Linked DNA regions of Homo sapiens: region 2 is linked to region 1. A link is a loop called in an ENCODE intact Hi-C map of the cell type or tissue named here. Cell type or tissue: OCI-LY7. All regions are shown on one strand. Links, peaks and the distances in the headings refer to the core of each region. The heading gives the core; the rest is flanking DNA. Region 1 has its middle 240 kb from the start of TRD-GTC1-1. Region 2 has its middle 160 kb from the start of MIR4303.

The links. Hi-C counts contacts between places; a loop is a spot of excess contacts. Peaks named below come from ENCODE experiments on the same cell type or tissue, not always from the same donor. Only the 100,000 strongest peaks of a DNase experiment are listed, where the experiment ranks them.
Region 2: it touches region 1 in a loop (1.9-fold over the local background); 2 of 110 quality-filtered maps call a loop at or near these places.

What each region holds. Positions count from the first base shown.
Region 1 is chr12:98,253,920-98,264,553 of GRCh38, forward strand. No RefSeq gene overlaps it. Among named protein-coding and RNA genes, the nearest start is that of TRD-GTC1-1, 240 kb to the right of the region's middle. In OCI-LY7, for the core only: CTCF peaks have their summits at 3,099, 3,301 and 7,232; DNase peaks (open chromatin) are centred at 5,912, 6,562, 7,322 and 9,812; H3K4me3 peaks cover 4,110 bases; H3K27ac peaks cover 6,147 bases.
Region 2 is chr12:98,151,636-98,160,935 of GRCh38, forward strand. No RefSeq gene overlaps it. Among named protein-coding and RNA genes, the nearest start is that of MIR4303, 160 kb to the left of the region's middle. In OCI-LY7, for the core only: CTCF peaks have their summits at 3,385 (motif pointing left) and 3,584; a DNase peak (open chromatin) is centred at 3,406; H3K27ac peaks cover 510 bases.

The DNA.
Region 1 (10,634 bases), core at 2,635-10,634:
TACAAATACATCAAATACTGGGCTGAGAGACTCCCTGATCCAGCTGCTATCCAGAAGGCCAAATAAGTTTAACCTCAAAGAAAATTTAAATTCTGAAATTGAATTTGACTCATGACAGTTTCCTACATTCACAGCTCTTGGCCATCAACAAGCTGAAGGTGGGGTGCTTCCCTTGCTGTGCAAAGAATCGTTGGACCTAGAAAATATTCTGATATACTCATATAGCCATAAATCTCCAAAGTTAAGGTAAAAGATACTTACAAAAAAAGTAAAACAACTAAATAAATAAGAACCACAGGATCCTTAGTGTAATTCGAGCTCACAGCACATTATATAACACTGCCCTTACTCTGGCACTCAGGTGATCAAGCAGCCACTGGGGTTCTCACTAATGCCTCTTGGCAGATGTCTTAACTCATAATAAGTTCATTTATTGCCTGCATGCATGCAGTGTCCTTTCCCTGACTTTGCTTCATCTTTAATGAACCTTCCCAATTTTCAACTTCATATGATAGTGAAGGGAACTCCAGGCAGTCTCCAGAACTGAAAACTACAAGTCTCTGCTGTGGACTTACCATTATATTCAGAGCGGAATCCAAAAATCAAAGAATTTTAGAACTGGAAGGAATATGGGGGCACATTTACACCCACTTTTTGACAAAAACTTTGAGGCCCAGTAGGAAAAAGTCAGTTGCCCAAGGTCACCCAAATGATCAGTGGCAGTGTTGGGAATAAAATCTGGTTCTTCCAGCTCTGCCATAACTCCTTAAAACACTTTAAAGGATTAAAGACCCTGAGGAATGAGAGAAAAAAGACACGTCTTTGCTTTGAATGGGTCAAAGGTCCGAGCAGGTCAGAAACTGTTCCCACCATCTAGAGCTTTAGCCCATAACAAGACAAGACTGCCAGAATTTGCTCTACCATGGCCTCTTCTCTAACTGGCCAATTAATTTTTTAAATGATTTATGATGATTCTCAAAGAAAATGCTTTTCCTGCAAGAGGAATTAATATGCTGAACTTAAAATATTTGCACTAATTACTAAAGGTCAAAATGGGATTGTGCAGAAACATTAATCAGAGGGCCCAAGGGAATAGGAATACATTGGACAAATAGTGTAAAGCTCTAATCAAAATATTGAGAAAGGTGCAGTTTGTTGCTTATGCAACTGCAAACTGGAGCAAGGACATTCTCCCTTAAATCTAGACCATGGAACCAATGATGACTAGCAAATAACCATATTTCAATGGCTCCAAAGGTCCTTAAGAGAAAATCCAAAGTCAGTTATTAATGCAGTAAAGCTCTCCCTCCTCATCAATTTTTACCATTGTTTTTTTTTCTGTCCATCCACCCTGACCTACTTTCAGTCCCTCAGACCTGCCATTCCTCTAGAGCTGCCCACTTATGGCTTCTCCTGCTTAGAATACTTCCCTGACTACCCCAGCCACTCCCTTTCATATGGATGAATCCTATTCATCCTTTAGGTCTCCTTAAATGCACATCCTCTATGTAGTGAGGTCACATTGCTCACCCCAATTTGTCATACTTCACTGTATTCACACACTTCTTTTGGATGACTTTGAAATTTCTTCCAATAATGAGTTAGAGAATATTTCCCCAGACTTTACATTTGAGTTCAGCCCCATGACTTTCTTTAACCAATAGATCGAGGCAGAAGTAACAATGTCCCAGTTCTGAGCCTAAGTCTTAAGAGGTCTCACGTATTTCCACTTGCCTTCTTTGATTCTGCCATAGCCATGAGAACATACTTGAGCTAAACTGCTGATCCCAGGAGGAATATAAAATCATCTAGAGTAGAACCATCCAGGCAAGCTTCATCAGCCAAGCCTAGACCAGATCAGCTGTTCCCCCGATGACCATGGACACATGAGTGAGTCCAGAGAAGATCTGCAAAGCTGCTTGGCCTAGGCCACCCAACCTGCAGATACCTGAGAAATTACAAATGATTGCTGTTTCAAGCCTTTGAATCTGGGGCTGACTTATTACACAGCAAGAATACTTTTTCCCATCATAGAAGTCATTACACCTTATTAAAATCCTTGGATTAATTTCCTTTCTCTTGAGGATTGCCTATTCCAATACAATTAAAACTGTGCCTACCTGGCTCCTCATATTATTTCAAGTTTTAGTACAGTTTATTGGTACACAGTGGAAACCCATTAAATAACTGGTTGTTGAATGAATACCTTATCTTTGTGAAACATTTTCTTTAGAGTCTCTCTCTAGCCTTGATAGCAAACTGCCCACCTACAGTTTTCAAAGCCCTCCCACACTTGGTACAGCATTTTAACCTGACAACAATCAGCAAAGTAGATTATGTTTATTTGATCACATGCTAGACAAAATGCTTGTGAATACAAGGTGCTTTTTTGCACATCTCATTGTTTAAACTCATTGTGGTTTTATAGTCAGTACTAAACAGATGGATGAGCATTTCCAAATAAAGCTTATTCTTACATTTGGCATCAGATTCTCTGTTCCTCCAAATCTCTCCAACCTGTATAAATTACATTCAAAGTCAGTCTTTGAATACATGCAAACCTGTTAGGAATTAAGATCCCGTCCTGCTGTAAACGATTGTTGGCAACCTGAATACGGGAGTGAAAATTGCACTTACATAGTCATCAAAGAGCCCCGTGTCATGCACCTGTTTCTTCATGGTGCTTTGGAAAAAGGGGAGACACAGGAAATTTAACAATCCCTTTTGCCTTTATATCACATTCCAACTCTTCACTTGCACTGAACATTCATAATTCTAAGAGTTTAGCATTGTCAAGGACTCAGCTAGCATGAACTAAGAGAAAACGGAGATTCAATTCATTCACTCCATTTTTTTTTTTTACTTTTTATTATTGTGGCAACAATATGAGTGTACATAATGCTACTGGACTGTACTTTCATTTGACCCATCTTTGCTGCTCTAGGATCACCAAATCCTTCACCTCTATGGCATTTAAGGTAAGAGATTTTCTTACCTTCACCTCTATGCCATTTAAGGTAAGAGATTACTTTTGAGAGGAACTGTGCCTATCTCCCTGGTGGACAACCACACTTTCTTTTCTTCCATAGTCTCCACTCAACAGTCTGCCCCCCACAGGAGAGGGGAGTGAATGAAAAGTAGCCTTTGTGCTAGAACAACCAATCAACCTTGAAGAATAAAACCCTCTGGATACAACCATCAGGACCAAATGCGTGCTGAAGAGAAAAATCATGACCAGATTATTCCAACAGCCAGCTCTCTTCTTAAGAGATCAACACATCCTTAGCACTTGTTGAAAGAGGAGGCCTAATTTCTGAAAATTATTGTCTCAAGGCTTAGAATCTTACCAAAAAAATAAATAAATAACTTCTTAGAATATACAAGTGGGACTAAAGAGGAAAGAAACACTCCACCTCCTGGAGAAATGTCGGCCGCTCTAGAACTGTCTGGTCTGGTTCTGCTAGTAAATGGCCATTGAGATCACAAAAATCTTCATGAACTGGGAACAAATTTGCCCCACATGCTCAGTGCTCACCAACAGGGAAGGGGGTGCTTCCGCATTTGGGGTGTTGCAGATTCACCTTTGGCAACTTAGAATGAGTCTTAGAAATCATTCAGATTCTATTGCATTAAACATGACATCTATATTTTAAACAAGCCCCCTGGTAGTTCAGATGGAGGTGGTCGGTGGACACTTTAGAAACATCTGTATCCCTGTCTTGGAAGCAAAACAAACTAGATGCAAAAGGAAACGTCCCCTCCCTGAGGCTCCCCGTGATACTTATGTGGAACCCGGAAATAATAATGACATGTGTGTCCTAGCATGAGCATGAGAATTAGACAACACATGCAACAACTCAGAAATTTGCCTGGCCAATTGAAGGCACCTAATAAATGTCGGCTATTATTATTATGTGGCCTTTTATGCATGGTTGATTCCTGAGGCACAAACAAGCCATCAACTTCTTCCAACCCTTCACGTGAGAAGGTAAAAACCTTGACTTCAATTGAGGTCTGTTTTTCTCGGTAGATTAAATGCCTTTCTTCCCTCCTTTACCTTGTGAACTCCTTGTGGATCTTGTCTTTTCAAGATTCTTTTCCAAACAATGCCTCTTCCAAGGAGTGTCCTCACCTTCCACAGGGCCAGCTCCTACCCTCTCAGAGGTGACCAGTGCACTCACACATACCTCCTTTTCAGGGCCTGTTACGTGGCGCTAGAACACTTTGCAGACTTGCCTCCCCACCTGATTGTGACTGGCTCAGAGTAGAGTTAATTATTTCTCTAAATAAATCCTTCTGGTTATCTACTCATACCTCTCAGTCACCCAGTACAGCACCTGGGACCCACAGGCGTTTAGAAAATGTTTGGGGGAACAGTGAAGGAATAGAAAAGGAAATAGACTAAAAGATTGGACGTGACCAACGTAGGGTCTCAGCATCTGGGTGATGAGGCTGGTTAAGAGCAGGGCTCCAGAGCCAGGCTACCTGAGCTTGGATCTAGACTCCACCTCTTACTAGCTGGGTGACTTTGGACAACTTAGTCACATCTCTGAGCCTCAATTTCCTCATTTGTAAAATGAGATAAAAACCTCTGCTACCCTCATGTGAGGCTTATGTGAGGAACATATGTGAGGGTTAAACAAAATAAATAATAGGAATTATGTACACATAGGTAAGTGTTCAATAAATGTTAATAACTGTTGTTGTTGCTAATGGTGTAAGTTACAGGCTTTGAAGTCAGACAGGCTTGCATTTAAATCCACATTCTACCACTTACTAGTTTGTATGACCTTGGGAAAGTTTGTTACATTACATTTTGTAAACATCAGCTTCCTCATCTATAATATGACAATAATATCTGTATCAAGAAAATAATACACTTTAAAAAATGGCTAGCAGCCTGATGCCTGACACCCACCAAGTGCTTATGAAGAGTCATTATCATCAAGGCAGTCACTACAAAAAGGGCAAACTGAGGCAGGGACTGAGAATGGAATCCAGACGGAACGTAGACCAGTGTCATGAGATCCGGCCAAAGAAATAGTGTCCTGGGTCTGTTGAAAGAGGCCTGGTTGCCTTCTACTCTGCTTAATGCTTGTGGACAAGAACGTGTAGGGACTGCCACCTCCCAGAGCAAGGCAGGACTCTTCGAGGACCCGCTATCCTGCCCCGTACCCCAGATTGGGCATCCTCTGCACTCACACAGCTGTGTTTCCACCATGTTGTTCTCAACTTAAATGTATCTGTTTGGGTGTCAGTGTCATGCCTCACATCCTTGAGGATGCATGCCTCACACCCACTGCCAGGAGTATTTACGGAACCCAATAATGTTCCTTAATAATAAGGAACCCAATCATGTTCATGGACTTGGTCTGGACACTTGAAAGGCACGGATAGAAGACATGTTGACATAAAAGAGTCTGAATCCCAACACAGGTTCTTCAGCCCTCAATTTAATTCTGATGTCTACATGTGCTTGTGTCATTTATTTTGCTTTAAGAATTTTGAAATTATCTCCCCCACAGTTACCAAGTAAATAGGTTTCAACTCCTCAACCTTAGACTGCATAAGATTTCTGAGGTTCACAAACCTAAGGGAAAAGTCAAATTTCCTTCTGTTCTCTTCTCATCTCCACCCCTTGCTCCCCAAACACAAGTTTCTAAAAAGTCTTTCTGGTGGCAAATCAGCTGCTTAAAAGTGTTATTTTTTAATAAAGTGTTCAAGTCAATCTTCCCCCAAGAAGATGGGGGAAAGAAAGCAAACACATTGTTTCACCATCATATATACATACACACCAAGAAAACTTAGTTCCTGTTAGTGAAGTCTATCTCTGTGTGTTTGCGAAAACTCAATTTGCAGCTGGGGAAAGTGGTATTTATTTGAAGGAGCTTATTGCTGAAAGTGAATCATAAATCTGCTGGCTGTTGAGACTTCAAGGCAGAAGAACAGAGGCAATTATTAGTCTGAATGTTCCACTGACGATATGAAATCTTTGTCTTTCAAAGCATTTGTTTAAGTAAGAAAAAGTTTGCCCAGGCTGCAGAACATTCTATTGTGGGAAGAGAAACTTCTGAAACCTCCAAAGCTTATTTATATATTTGCTAGGCTTCTCTCTGCCAACTTTCTCCTCTCCCAGAGCGTCCGTTAATGCTAAGAAAAGCCTCCGAAAAGCACACATTATAAGCAGAGAAAAATCTTAATGAATGTAATATATTTGGCAAATCTGTTTTATCTACTGAGGAGATTTCCTTCCTCTCTTCATCACTCATCTCTTTTGTTTCTTCTTTTTTTAATGTTGTTCCCCTTGATTTGTCCTTCTTCCTATGGAATTCATTTTTCTCTCGTCCCAAAGATAAAAAATAGAATCCCAAACAATATCGTGACTTTCATTCTCTTGCCATTATGTTCTGTCTCTTCCTACCTAATTTTCTTCCTTAGAAGAGGGAGCCTTAAGAGCACAGTGTTAACTTCCCCTCTCTAGCCTAACCAGAGGAGACATATCCAGTGCAAAAGCCAGCTCCCAACTATGCACAGTTAAGCTGTACACTTTATAGGTGGTCCTTGGCCAAGGAACATGGCAAGCTCGCCTCCCCTGTCACTCAGCATGCTCCTCCCCTCAGCTGGTGTGTACTCAATAAGTACTAAGCCATCTTAGGGCCGGGCGCAGTGGCTTATGCCTGTAATCCCAGCACTCTGGGAGGCCGAGGTGGGTAGATCACTTCAGGCCAGGAGTTCAAGACCAGACTGGCCAACATGGAGAAACCCCATCTCTACTAAAAATACAAAAATGAGCCCGGTGTGGTGGCACATGCTTGTAATCCCAGCTACTCAGGATGCTGAGACATGAGAATTGCTTGAACCTGGGAGGTGGAGGTTGCATTGAGCCGAGATCACACCACTGCACTCCAGCCTGGGTGACAGAGTGAGAATCCATCTCAAAAAAAAAAAAAAAGTTACTAAGCCATCTTTATATAGACCTGAACACCCCAACATCAACTGTCAGCCATAGAAAGCAAACATTTACTCATATAAAGCATTCCAAATCCAAATTCAAAAGATTTGGAGTTATCTGGACAATTTCCCCCTGACACTAGTAAGCTTAAGTGACAGCAGAATGTGTTTGTATATCTTTGTACACAATTTGATTCACCTTTCTATTGCAGCTGTGCAACCTAAAAATACAGCTGTGACCTGAGATTCTCTTAACACCTTGCTAATCAGAGCATAGTACCCAGGCCAGCAGCAGCAACATCACCTGGGGAGCCCTAGCCTCAGGCTTACTGAATCAGAAATTTTATTTTAACAAGATCTCCAGGTGGCTTGCTTGCACATCAGGGTCTGAGCAGCTCAGTTAACACTAAGCATAAAAGTGGCACCTGGAGGTTGGGTTTGAGAAGTGAGGGGCTGCACCTACTAAGCCTGCTGCTTCTGCTTTGTCAACCCTCTGCAGGGTGGTTGGTACCTCTCACGTGTCGCCATGCTCCCCATCCCCTTCCCTGACTCTAGTTGTTGTCACCTCTCCATCTGTTGGCTACACCAGACTACTAGGGTCTTGGTCTTGGTAACTGCAGGTGACACTAGTGTATGGGCCAGCCATGCTCTTTCCTCCCTGCTGGGTCTGCCTGTACCTGTGTGAGCTGTTATCACAGAGACTGATAACTTGACATTTACAGTTTCTTTCCCAGAGAGGAACACAAGACATTTCATGAAAGCTGCACATAATCCTCCTCAATCCCCTGTAGAATGGGGAGGGAAAGTGCATTTTAAAATAATCCCATTTTGGTTATCCCACCTCAATGCTATTCTCTCCCCTTCTAGAATAAAAGAAAATAAAAAACTAAAGAGGCATTGCCCCTGAAGAATGTGTGTGTGTGTGTGTGTGTGTGTGTGTGTGTGTGTGTGTGTGTGTGTGTGTGTGTATGCGTGCAATAATTCTGAGTTTCAGGAAAGGCTTCTAGGTTGAAGCAACTTCTGAAACAACTCCAGATTCTTCACAGGATTTCTTCTGAATCTCGGATGATAGGCACTTATTTGGGCACTCCTTTTCCCCACACCTCAAGCCCTGACTACCCCCCGGAGCCCATATTCCCACGGGCACAAAGGCTGGAGACCGTGTGTAACAAACAGGTCCCTTGAGCTTTGCTTCAGCTTCACCCTAAAACACAAACCCAAGCCACATCTTTAGCTTTTCTGCCAACAATCTCCCCACTCAGGTGTTCTAAGTGCTTCTCCAAAGGCATTCCCATGCATTTTAGTTTTTTTTTTCTCTCATCATCCCAAGCAGCCTCCCTTATTAGGTGATTAACTTGGAATTACAACCTCTTTATTTCTTTTCTTTTAGGCACATGAGGACATTGCAGGGCAGGGACAGGCTGGTTCAAAGAGTGAACTTCTCCCAGACAGCAAGGGGTCCAATCAGTTCGCTGTGGTTTTCCCCCTGAGTAACCTAACAGTCCCTGGAGGCCACAGCTCCTCTTCTGGACACCCAGCATCTTGGCCAGCCCAGAGAGGAAAGCAAGGTCTGGAAGCCTCCCAAGGGGTCACATCTCCTGTTGGGTCATTAAGCATCCACACCTCCTCCTAGCGACACCTATAAGTGATGTCAGAGTGTGTACTTCCATACAGTCCTAAGATTTTTTTTAATGCCTTCAAAAACAAAAATAAAGAGATACACTCTTCTCCTACCTCAACATGGCTACAAACACAGTTCCACGTTAGCCTCCTAGAAGGGCAGGAATAAGGGAGGTGAAAATGGAAAAGGTAAGGAGTAGGACTAGACAACTCAATGTCTCACAGAGGTACTCACCATTTGTAGTTCATTGAATGAAGCATCTGGGTCTCCAAAATCCTCTGGCATAGCCTCTTTAAGAACACAACAGTGACTTCCTGAACTCCCCACTGAGCCACCTAACATTCGCAGAGCTCTTCCTGCCTCTTTCTGAAGCCCCCGTCTTACCACCAGATGATAGGAGGGCCTTCTCTCCCTGCCGCCAAAACGAAAGTTGCCTCTCTGAAATAAAACCTTTCACCTGAGATTCCATTTAATTTAAATCCCGGTAATTCAGCTGATACAGAGATGTGTTACCAACAAGAAGGAATGTCTTTGTTTGACTGAGCCCCAGCAGGGAGGCATAACTTCGACTCTGGCCATGTGGGCGATTTTTCTGTGAGCTTCGGGGGCTTGAAGAAAGAAATTCCAATTTGAATATCTTAAAATTCTTGGAAGGATCTGGCTAGCAATAGGGAGTGCCTTGCTTCCCACAGATTAACTCAAATGGACAATAAGATCAGTCTAAATGGTTCCTATGCATATTTCTGGAATAGTTCAAAATGGAATGTCCTTTTCCACAATGCATGTTTTAACACATTCTTTAAATCTACTAAAGAGCAGAACAAATCCTAAGAATGTACTTCATTTTAGTCTTAATTCATTCCATAGTTAGAAGCTATAAGATTGGATGGCACACAATCTTACGATTATTATTTCAGTTACGTGCAAGAAATATTTGCTGTTTCCACTAAGTGCTTGGAGGCAGCATGTAGGACACCAAAGTGTGAAACTCAATCTGCTACACATGGTTGTAACCCACGTAAAGCCAGGCTGGCGTTTTCTCACCTAGAAGTCAGCCTCAAAGAAATACAGTCAAAAATAGCCAATAAGCAAATTATATCTTTATTGAAATCTATTGAAATTTACCCAAAGAGATCCCACTCATAACACACAGCAAAACTTATTGAAACCATTCCTCCTGCCACTTTCTCTCTACATTAATATCTTATTTGTGCATGTGTGTGTGCATTCAATTGTCACTGCACCTGCCGCCAAAGCCTCTCCTCTCCCTCCTATGCTCCACAGATCTCTCAAACAAGATTTTTTTCTCTGCCTCTCTTCCCCGTGTCTATATCTGTTACTTTTCTCTTGTCCATAGCTCTCTGATATTTTCCATGTAAAACTGGGTGGTCTCTCACAACTTCTCCGAGTCTCTTCAACAGCCACAATCATACACAATTGACTCTGGAACCCACCTGGCAAGGCTCTCTCCCTAGGAGAGGTCAGAGGAGGGCAGACTGTTTCTCCTCTGCAAGCAGAGGAAGGGAAATACTGTGACTATTTGAATTACAGTCTTTCTCTGCCAGAAGGGAACTATTTAATAAAAATTAATTGAATACTTATTTTTAAATCCTACTTAATATGAACTTTATCATGAAAATGGACATGGGCCCTGTCATCAAAGAGCTTACTCTCTAGATGGGAAGGCAATGACCCAATAATTGAATAATTACTATTATGATGAGTGCTGCAGCCACCAGTAGAGTATGACTCTAATCCAGTTGTCCCCTTAAGATGTCAATTAAAATGGTCAAATACCATTGTGTATCTAGTGGAAAGTCCAGAGCCCTCTTCAAGATTTCTGCAAAATTTCTGCACAGAGGCAGATAGGAGAATGGGACATGCTTTCCTGCCTCTGCTGAATTCTCTCCCATTTCCTGCCTCTGCTGAATGCTTGTTTTGTGCTCCATGCCTTGAAGTCAATCCTTTATCTTCCTGACTTCTCACTCAAGTAACCAGGGAACAAAGCTTGTGATGTGTAGCAAAACTTTCACATTTCTACAAAACTTTTCTAGGTCACTGC
Region 2 (9,300 bases), core at 124-8,123, 100 kb before region 1:
CTCTTTGGAGGCCTCAATAATTTCTAAGAGTATGAAGGGATCCTGAAACCAAAATGTTCAAAAACCACCACTCTAGATTATTCTAGATAACCGTGCCCATTAATCCTAGAGCAATGACAGGACTTAGAGATTTTTTCATTCACTCCTTTCATATTGTGGATAAGTTGAAACTTAGGGTAGCCATGTGACTTGCCCAAGATCAGTGAGTGAAAAGCATCACTAAGTTTTAAATACTGATTTCCTCATTCCTAACCCTGTGTTTACCCTACTATTGCTATACAATTTCAGATATGTCTATTTCGTATCCAAACTTTGAGAACAAGTCTCTGTCTTATACTTCTTTCATATACTTCAGAGCTGCTGGCATATGTCTCAAATAATCAAATGATGGGTGCTCAAAATTCTCGTTGGATGAATGTATACAGGAATAAAGGAGAGAAGGAAAGACAAAAGAGAGAACAGGAAACATGGATGGATGGAAGGAAGGAAGGAAGGGAGGGAGGGAGGGAGGGAGGGAGGGAGGGAAGGAGGGGGAAGGAAAGTCTTTTATGAACCCATAGGCCTTGAAACCATTTCACTCTCTCAGCAACACCCACATACAATAATCTCTTAATTATTTCCAGGCTCCAGGGACACAAAAATCTGGTCTACAAGAAACTCTCAATATCTTCCTTAAAAGTCTACACTGAAGGCTTACATATCCAAAGAAAGGCTCATAGAAGCAGCATGGCTTGTACCATCCTCATGTGCACAGCCTCCCCGGAAACCACAGAAGGAACGTCACTGCTGCTTTGCTCTGTTCCACCTGTTCCCCACATACCTATGGCTTCACAGACTCCTGAAACCTATGGGGGTTCAACTGGACAAAGGGAAAAGGCAGACAGAGCAGTGTGTCAAGACAAACAAGAGGTCCAGTCATGGCGTGATGGAGCAGAGGTACCAGGAGGAGACAGGGTCAGAACAGATGGTAACTCCTACAACAGTCTGCTTTTAAAAAGCCAAAGAAACAAGAAAGGCTATTGATCTTTTAAGAAAAAGGAAACAAAAGCTAGGAAATAGTTGGGTAAAATCACTTCTTAACAAAGAAACACCAGAGCGCCTGGCTAGCTCAGTCAGTAGAGCATGAGATTCTCAACAAAGAGAAAGCATCCCTTCTTGTGTTAAGGCCATACTATTGCACAGGGTTTTATTCAAACTTTGCACAGGATTTTATTCAAACTTTTTTCTGCTGTCCCAGAAATATTATTCAGACCTCAACTCTAGAGATTAGAATGTAAAGGTGGGAGTCTGTGGGTGGAGTGATATTAGCTTGATTCCAATTGCTGACTTCATGACCACTGATGAGGGCTTCAGGGCAGGTCCATGATGTTCATTTGTTTTCCTTAGTCAAGTTAATGCCAGCTAACTTTGGCCAGAAATTAATTAATCCTGCTCAGGGTGCTAGGAAATTCTAGATGTAGCTTGTAGATTATCTCATTTCTCCACTGTCTTCAGTCAGTTCATACAGAATTTCAAAAACTATCTCAAATCCATATATTTGCTCTTCCTACACTGCTAGGGTTCAAACTGCCATTGTTGCTCGTCGTGTTGGTCAAGATCCAGTCAGGAAAATAAAATCCAAGCTCCGAGTAGAGGAAATTGAGAGATCTCATTACAAAGGTGTTGGGAGAGCTGCAAAGACAATCAGGGAATGAGGATGTGACCCAGAGATCAGTAGGGAGTCCCTGTCACCTCCAGGGTTGGGGGAATCTTGGAAGGAGATGGTATTGCTAAAGTTCAAGAACCGAGGAAGCCAGGTAGAAATAGAAACCATGTAGAAGACTGCCCTGCGGGATCTGGGGCCACAGACAATGGGACTATCCAGTGGGTCTATGTGGAAACAGCTGACACCAAAGAGGACCAGCATTGCTGGGGTTGCCCCAAGAAACAAGGAGGGACAATGGAAAATACCCTGGCTTCTCCCTTTTTCTAGTTCTCAAATCTCCCTCCACAGCCTCCTATCAGTACAACCCACACAAAAGCAGATTGGCTGAGGAGTTTGGGAAATATACTTTGTTTTGTATGAGAAGGGTGGAGAATGGATTTGAAAACAAGCAGGCAAGTGACCAGCACATTCACCAACCCCATGAAAGTTTCCTCCCAACTGGTCTCTTGGTTTTCATTCTTGCTGCCCTCCCATCTTTTCTCTAAGTTGAGATCTCTTTAAATGGATTCTCATCACTTCCCTTCTTCTACCCTTCAGAGGCTTTCTATCACTTTGAGGATAAAATCTAAACTCTCTACCACAGTCTACAAGCCCCTGTGTGGTCCTTCGTCTGCCCATCTTCCCAGCCTAATTTCAGTCACTCTTCCCCTCACTCACTGAGCAACAACCCCATGAGCTGTCTTCTACTCCCTCCAATGTGTCAAACTGCAGGCCCTTCACACCTGTCCTTCCATATGTCTGGAAAGATCTATTCCTCCTGCTTTGGCTAAATGCTACTTTGTCCTATGGCTTTCAGCTTACAAGTCATTTCTTGGGAGGGGCTTTCCCAGACCTTCCCCATTTCAGTTAGATGCAACTTTTGTGGTCTTAATCCCCATATGTTTCCTTCATGGCACTTAACAATATTGATAGGAATATATTTGCTTGTGTCTCTATTTTTTTTTTTAACATTGGCTTGCCACTTGTCTGGAACCTGAACAGTGGGGATCTCACCGAGTCTTGTCCCTGAGGTGGCTGCTGCATCTAGCTCCATGCCTGGCACAGATAGGTGCCCACTAAAGAATGGTAGAGGATAAACACAGAGGGACAGTATGATGAAAGCATGTTATTTAATTCATAAGCTTTTCCAAAGTCCATCTGGTCTCCGTTCTGCCCCTTCATTGAGAAACCCAGGAACTAACCATCTTTGAATAAAGTCTCCCCAATGGTAAATAGATTTGCAAAGCTGCTATTGCTAAATTGAGCTTCAAGGATACATTTTTTTGACTTCTGTGTTTGGAAGGACAAAAAGTTCATCATGTCCTTTAGAGAATAACTCTTGCTGAGAAGACAGGAGAATTCTGAAGCTGCCGGTTACCTTTGCGCAACAACATGTGAAAAAGCTTCCCCCTTTTTATTTCCAGTCAACACTGTAGCTTGTCCTTATTTTTTGTGTGTGACTATGATTTTGTTATGCTTTGTAATGTGCATTTAGTAACATAAGGATATCACAGTATGTTTATGTTACTCATAAAAGACCATACCATTCTTTCTGGATGTGAGCACATTTTTAAAAAAAAGAAAGAAAGAAAGAAAGAAACAAAACAAACAACAACAACAACAAAAATCTCTTTTAAGTAGGTTTTGTTTTTCAAACAGGAAAGCCTACTGGTTTAATACAAGTTAAGGACACGTCCAGGGTTGTAACCACGGCCCCTCCTTGTGGCAAAACACATGCAATGACTCCACATACCATCTCTATTATATCCGCTCTATCTAACCTTTATCAGCAAACCAACAGAGGAGCACCCTACCCAGGCAATCTTTGTCTGGAATTTCAGCCATGGCTTTGAGACATTTCTCATCGTTTCCTTACCACACTCCCCAAAGCATTTTCTTAGTGGGGCAGCCCTCAAGTCTTTAATTCCAGCTTGTTATTTCTCTTCTTACAGAGCTAAGCGTGTTATTAATAACAGCAACGAAAAAATTAAGTATGGTGTGCACACTAATCTAAAATTTTGAGCTGGCAATTAGTTGGAGTGAAATGCAATTAGATGTTTTCCTTCAAGTCCTAATTTACATGCTGGAAAACATGGGCAGCCTTTGCAAGTAATTGCAAAAATAAGCCCTGCTTTTTGTGTCTGTGTACAAATACGAAGCTCCCCAGCACACCTGCCTTTGCCTAAATAGAATAGAGTCCCAGGGGTCTCCTTGCTTTATGATCACTGAGATATACAGCAGAAAAGGAACTGATCAGCCTTTAGGTGAAAATGTGTTTTCTCTCCACTGCAGAAATTTAGTATTAATTGACATTGACATAACCCATGGAGAACTGGGGTGCATAAATAAGTCTGACAGTTTTTCCATGTAACCCCATGAGGTGAATTGAGGCTCTTCAGAGCTGCAGCACCCCTTTGTGTGCACTCAGAGTAATAGCTGATACAATTCAATCCGTTAAACACTTCATGAGCATCTACCCTATACAACACTACTAGGAGCCCTGGAGGAAACATATCAAATGAGATACTGTTGACATCTTCAAGAGGGTACAGTCTAGTAGACCAGACAAGACACACACACAAATATCACCAACGGATGGGCTCCATGGGTATAGAGAGGTTACACCCCTGGCAGCTGCACCTCAGTGTCTCCTGAGGAACAAGAAGTGGAGGTGTCTCAGCAAATATATCAGCACCCCAAGAAAAAATCTAGTTTCAGCTCAAAGCTCAATCAAGAAGTTATTCTTGTAATACAAGGATATGGAGGGGGAACTTCCTATCATTGCAGAAAAGCAAAGTACAGAAAGAGGAAAGTAGGGTGATTTTGCAGAACATAAAAGCAAAGGAAAAATCCAGGACTATGTGTTTTCTGCAGAAAGCATTAGGGCTCTGATAGAAGTAAGCAACATCTTAGTACAGATAAGTGTTCAAAACAAGGAGTTACACATAGAATCCAAGAGCCAGTAGAACTTGGATGATACAAAGAGGAAAAAATAAAGAAGCCAGCACAGAACAGAAACCTTTCTGCTGGCCACACCACTGAGCATTTTATTAATTCCTTAGTGAGGAGAAAATTAGCAAACATCAGAATCCTCCCCATATATAATGTATAAGTCCTTATTTATAAGTAATTTTGCCTTCTAACTCCACATGGTTCTCATTTCATAGCATGGGTTCAGTTATTATTTAATTATCCTTACCCCATATTGTTTCAAAAATAATTTAAAGCAACTAACATTTTTATTTTCTTCATAAAGTCCCAAGATAAAGAGCTCCTTTTAGATAGTGTCATATACACAAAATCTAAACTGAGGAACCCCATCTGATGGCAGTGATTATGACACCTTGTAAAATGACACAAGTGTCAGGACTTTGTTGTGCCTGAGTGCACCATAGATTACAAAAATGCAAAGTGCTGTAGTCAGGATACAAACAAAGAAAAGAAGTAATTGCAGCTGGAGAGACCAGGAAGAGCCTCATGTGGGAAGTACCGCTTGCAGGATGGATGGGAGTGTAGGAAGAGAGGCATTCCTGACATAGAGAATAGTGTGTGCAAAGACATGGAGGTAGGAAAGGACCTGACTGTGCACATTTTAGAAAAGAAGAAAACAGAGAAATGCTTTGTCATTTATGTTCTCAATTTTTTTAAAGTCCTTGCTCTTGTTCTATATCAGGAATACTCAGGAGATGAAAAATAGCACAGAACCTTTTTCCCTGTGACAGACGATGAGATGCTAATGGAGCCAGCCTCACACTAGGTGAAGGTCCATTGCATAGGGTTATGGGTTATGATGGGATTTCAGAGTGAATATTCTTCTTAAAAATATTCTTACATCCTTATATTTGGCTTACCTTGAATTTCTCTACAGGAGCAAAATGTTTCATTTTACAACTGGCAATAGTGTTTTAAAGGCAAATACTCTTAGAAAAGGCCACAGAGGCCGGGCGTGTGGTGGTTCATGCCTGTAATCCCAGCACTTTGGGAGGCCAAGGCAGGCAGATCACCTGAGGTCAGGAGTTCGAGACCAGCCTGGCCAACATGGTGAAACCCTGCCTCTACTAAAAATACAAAAATTAGCCAGGCATGGTGGTGGGCACCTGTAATCCCAGCTACTCGGGAGGCTGAGGCAGGAGAATGGCTTGAACCCAGGAGGCGGAGGTTGCAGTGAACTGAGATGGAGCCATTGCACTCCAGACTGGGCAGCAAGAGCAAAGCTTTGTCTCAAAAAAAAAAAAAAATAGAAAAGGCCACAGAATGACTGTTATTCCCATGACATAGCTATCTATCTGTCATGTCTGGCCAGTTTGGCTAAAGAAGGAAGTTTCAGACCTGAAACAGGGACCAGGTTAAGGTCCAGGTTTGAGTTAGGATGCAAGCAGGAAAAAAAGGTCCAGAAGAAGGTTGGTAGTCAGAATGACTACTGTGGTCAACTTCCTATGTATATGGGAATCAGTTCTTGGTGCAGAAATGTCCCCTAGATTACTGAGTCAGGCAAGGAAAATTCAGTCACTAAACATTGGTGTAGCTCTCTAATAATAGCAAGCCTTCCTATAAAACTCAGCACAAAGTTATCCAAAGACCTCAAAATGGCTTATCCATTATTTGCTGCCTCCAGGTTTTCATGAGATCTTTTTAGTCTTCAAGGAAGACCAAAGCTGTGGACTGCTGAACAATTATTTAAAGAAAAACTCATTTTAAAACATGGGCTTATTTTAATTTATTAAAATATGCAAGGTAATGCATGCTGGTTTGGAGGAGGGAGAGCTGCCATAGAAATGAAGAAATTGAAGGACCCCTGCTTAATGCCATCCCAGAAGGTGTTTCTAAACAAGAGTGGCATGACCAAGGAGGGGCTCACTTTTTGTGGGAAAGGAAATATAGGTTGGTAAAAATGAGAGCTGCTTTTATAAAGGGAGCATTACTAAATGGAAAGGGGAGTGTGAGAGCTGTCATCTACAGTCTCACACTCTGCAGGAGATGTGAAGAGGGATCACAGGTGATTAGAAATGTTTTGAGCTAGCTAACTCTCCCAGGTAAGGTTAAGCTCAGCAAGAAGACCCCTGCCAGACTATGGCTCCACCTTTGATCTACACTCAGTAAGCAGTTGGCCTTCTGACCTTTATCAAAAGCATGTTTGAGTGGATGAAAACATGAAGTGGAAGATGGTAGTTATGAAGTATCCAGGTATCCATGGTTAATTGCATTAACCCTCACTTGTCTATCTGGACATTGTGTGAGGGTCCTTTTGTTCTTTGCATATGGGTCCTATAGGCACAGAGCATAGCCCAGGGAGCTCCCCACTTTCTTCATCAGTGATCTGGAAATTTACTTATTTCCAGACACCAACTGTATTGTTACAGTGTTAACGTATTCTTTTATGTTCCCTGCTGGGAATGACTTTCAATAATGACCAACTATCCTAATAGGATGATTTCCTGGTTTAAGTTGACTCATGTCAATAGGCAGGTAAGAAATAGGATCCTTTATCAGGGTAATGGTTTTTTAAAAATACATAATCCTAGAAAAAAAATATGGATGTTAAAATCCACAGGGCTTGGTTATTCATCGGATTTGGTTGAAGACTAGGGGACTGTGAATTGCGGGACTGAACAGAGGACGGTGACACCAGTTGAAGTAGAAAATAGACTTACACGTAGAACTCAAGGTACCTGAGGGTCACTATATTGGTAAAGAAAGGTCAAGCTTTTCTGTGGCAACAAATCACCTCAAATCTCTGTGACTTAAACTTTTATTTCTTGCTCCTACTATAGCCCAGTGGAGTTTAGACAGCTCTCCTGGAAAGCTCTCCTTAAAGGAGTGGCTCAGGAATCCAGGATCCTCCCACATTATGAATCTGCTATCTTGCAGAGCACTGCTTCCAGTCATGAGGACAGGAGAGAGAGATGTGTAGAATTGGTGCATATTATTCCCACTCACATCAATACAAGAGCTAGTGTTCATTCATTTGGTCCCAAACTAAATGCAGGAGAGGCTAGAATTTACAGTCTTCCTGAGTGCCCAGGAAGAGGAGCAGGTTTAGATAAGCATCAGGCCTGTCTCTGCTACAGATACCCAAATGACAATAGCTAGCAGGTAGCCAAATAGACCCATCTAGGGTTCAGGGAGAGGAGGACATGAATCAGAGCAGGAGGCGTAAATGTAGACATGGTCAACCACTTAAACCTAGAAAAATACATGAGATCCAAGGAGAATATATATGGGAAGAAAAGGAGGGAAACCTAAGGAACACCAACTTTTAGAGTCAGAGACGGGACACTGTAAAAGATGGCCAATGTGGAAATTCACAGGGACAAGATGAGGAACATTGAAAGTACAACAAAGAAATTCTCTTCTAGGAATTGAGATAAATTTGGCATTCATTGAAGTGAAGCTAGTTAATAGTGAAGTGACCACATTTACAGACCCAGAAACGTTAGCTCATTCTGACAAGAAATTTTCATTCTTTCTGCATAATACAGGAGTTCTGGGATTTGTGGTTTGGATGCTGGGACAATAGCATTTCTAGGAATTTCTAATGGATTCATAGAAATTATATTAGGATAACAAGAAAACACCTCCAGAACAGTTGGTATCTCTAAAAGGGAAGGTGAACTGAGCTGGGAACCATAAGGAGTTCTAGCTCTGGTTCTATGTGGCCATGCTGAGGTCATTTCGTCTCTCTGGATGTCAATCTCTAAATCTCTGAATGTGGGGATGGCCCTTACAGTAACAGTAACAAGGGTGACATTCACTGAGTACTCATGGTGTGCCAGAGCTTGCTCTAAATTTTTTTCACAAATTATCTCATTTATTCAATTCTATTCATTTCAATCCTGTGAAGGAGATACTATAAGAATCTCCATTTTACAGATGTGGAAACTGAGGCTGACAGAAGTTAAGTAAGTTGCTCATGATCACATAGGAAATTCTGGCACGGGCAAATAGAAACCTAGGCTAATGGTGCTCTCAAACTTTCACTCATTCATTCAGTAAATATATAATGAGCACTTCACAGACATAGCCCCTGCTCTTAGGGAGCATTTTTCCAAGAAACAGAATGCTAAGCACAGAGGTCTTTGCCCTCCAACACCCAGGCTGGGGGGCTAATCAAGAGCCATGCTCCCCTAAGTACATGCCTCCTCATCTGGGTTCTAAATAGAAGAAATGTTAAGCCCAGAAACTGATGGGCCCTCAGTACCCATGAAAAGGCGCTTTTCCATTTTTGAGAAGATGATTCTCCCATCTTTGTTAGCTGGAGTAGTTTGGTAATTAGGTTCTTTATCACTTTGTCAAAATGGAGTAAGAAGAGCTAAACAAAGCTAGACTTCAATGACCTGTATTCCATCAATATGAAGAAAATGTATAAGGTGACCCAATTTCTAAGCCCTTTTGAAGGTAAAGAGTTTAATCTTCTCGCATACAAAGAAAAGGTGTTTTTCTTTTAAATCTATTTATCAATTTATGTAGTGTAATATTCTCACTATAATAAACCATAGAACTTAATGTATTCTACAAGATTATCAATATGATCACGTAATGCAAAGTACCAGAGAAAAACTACAATAACACAGTAAACTAAACTGGTTTATTATTTTACTTTTTAATTTCAATTTAGG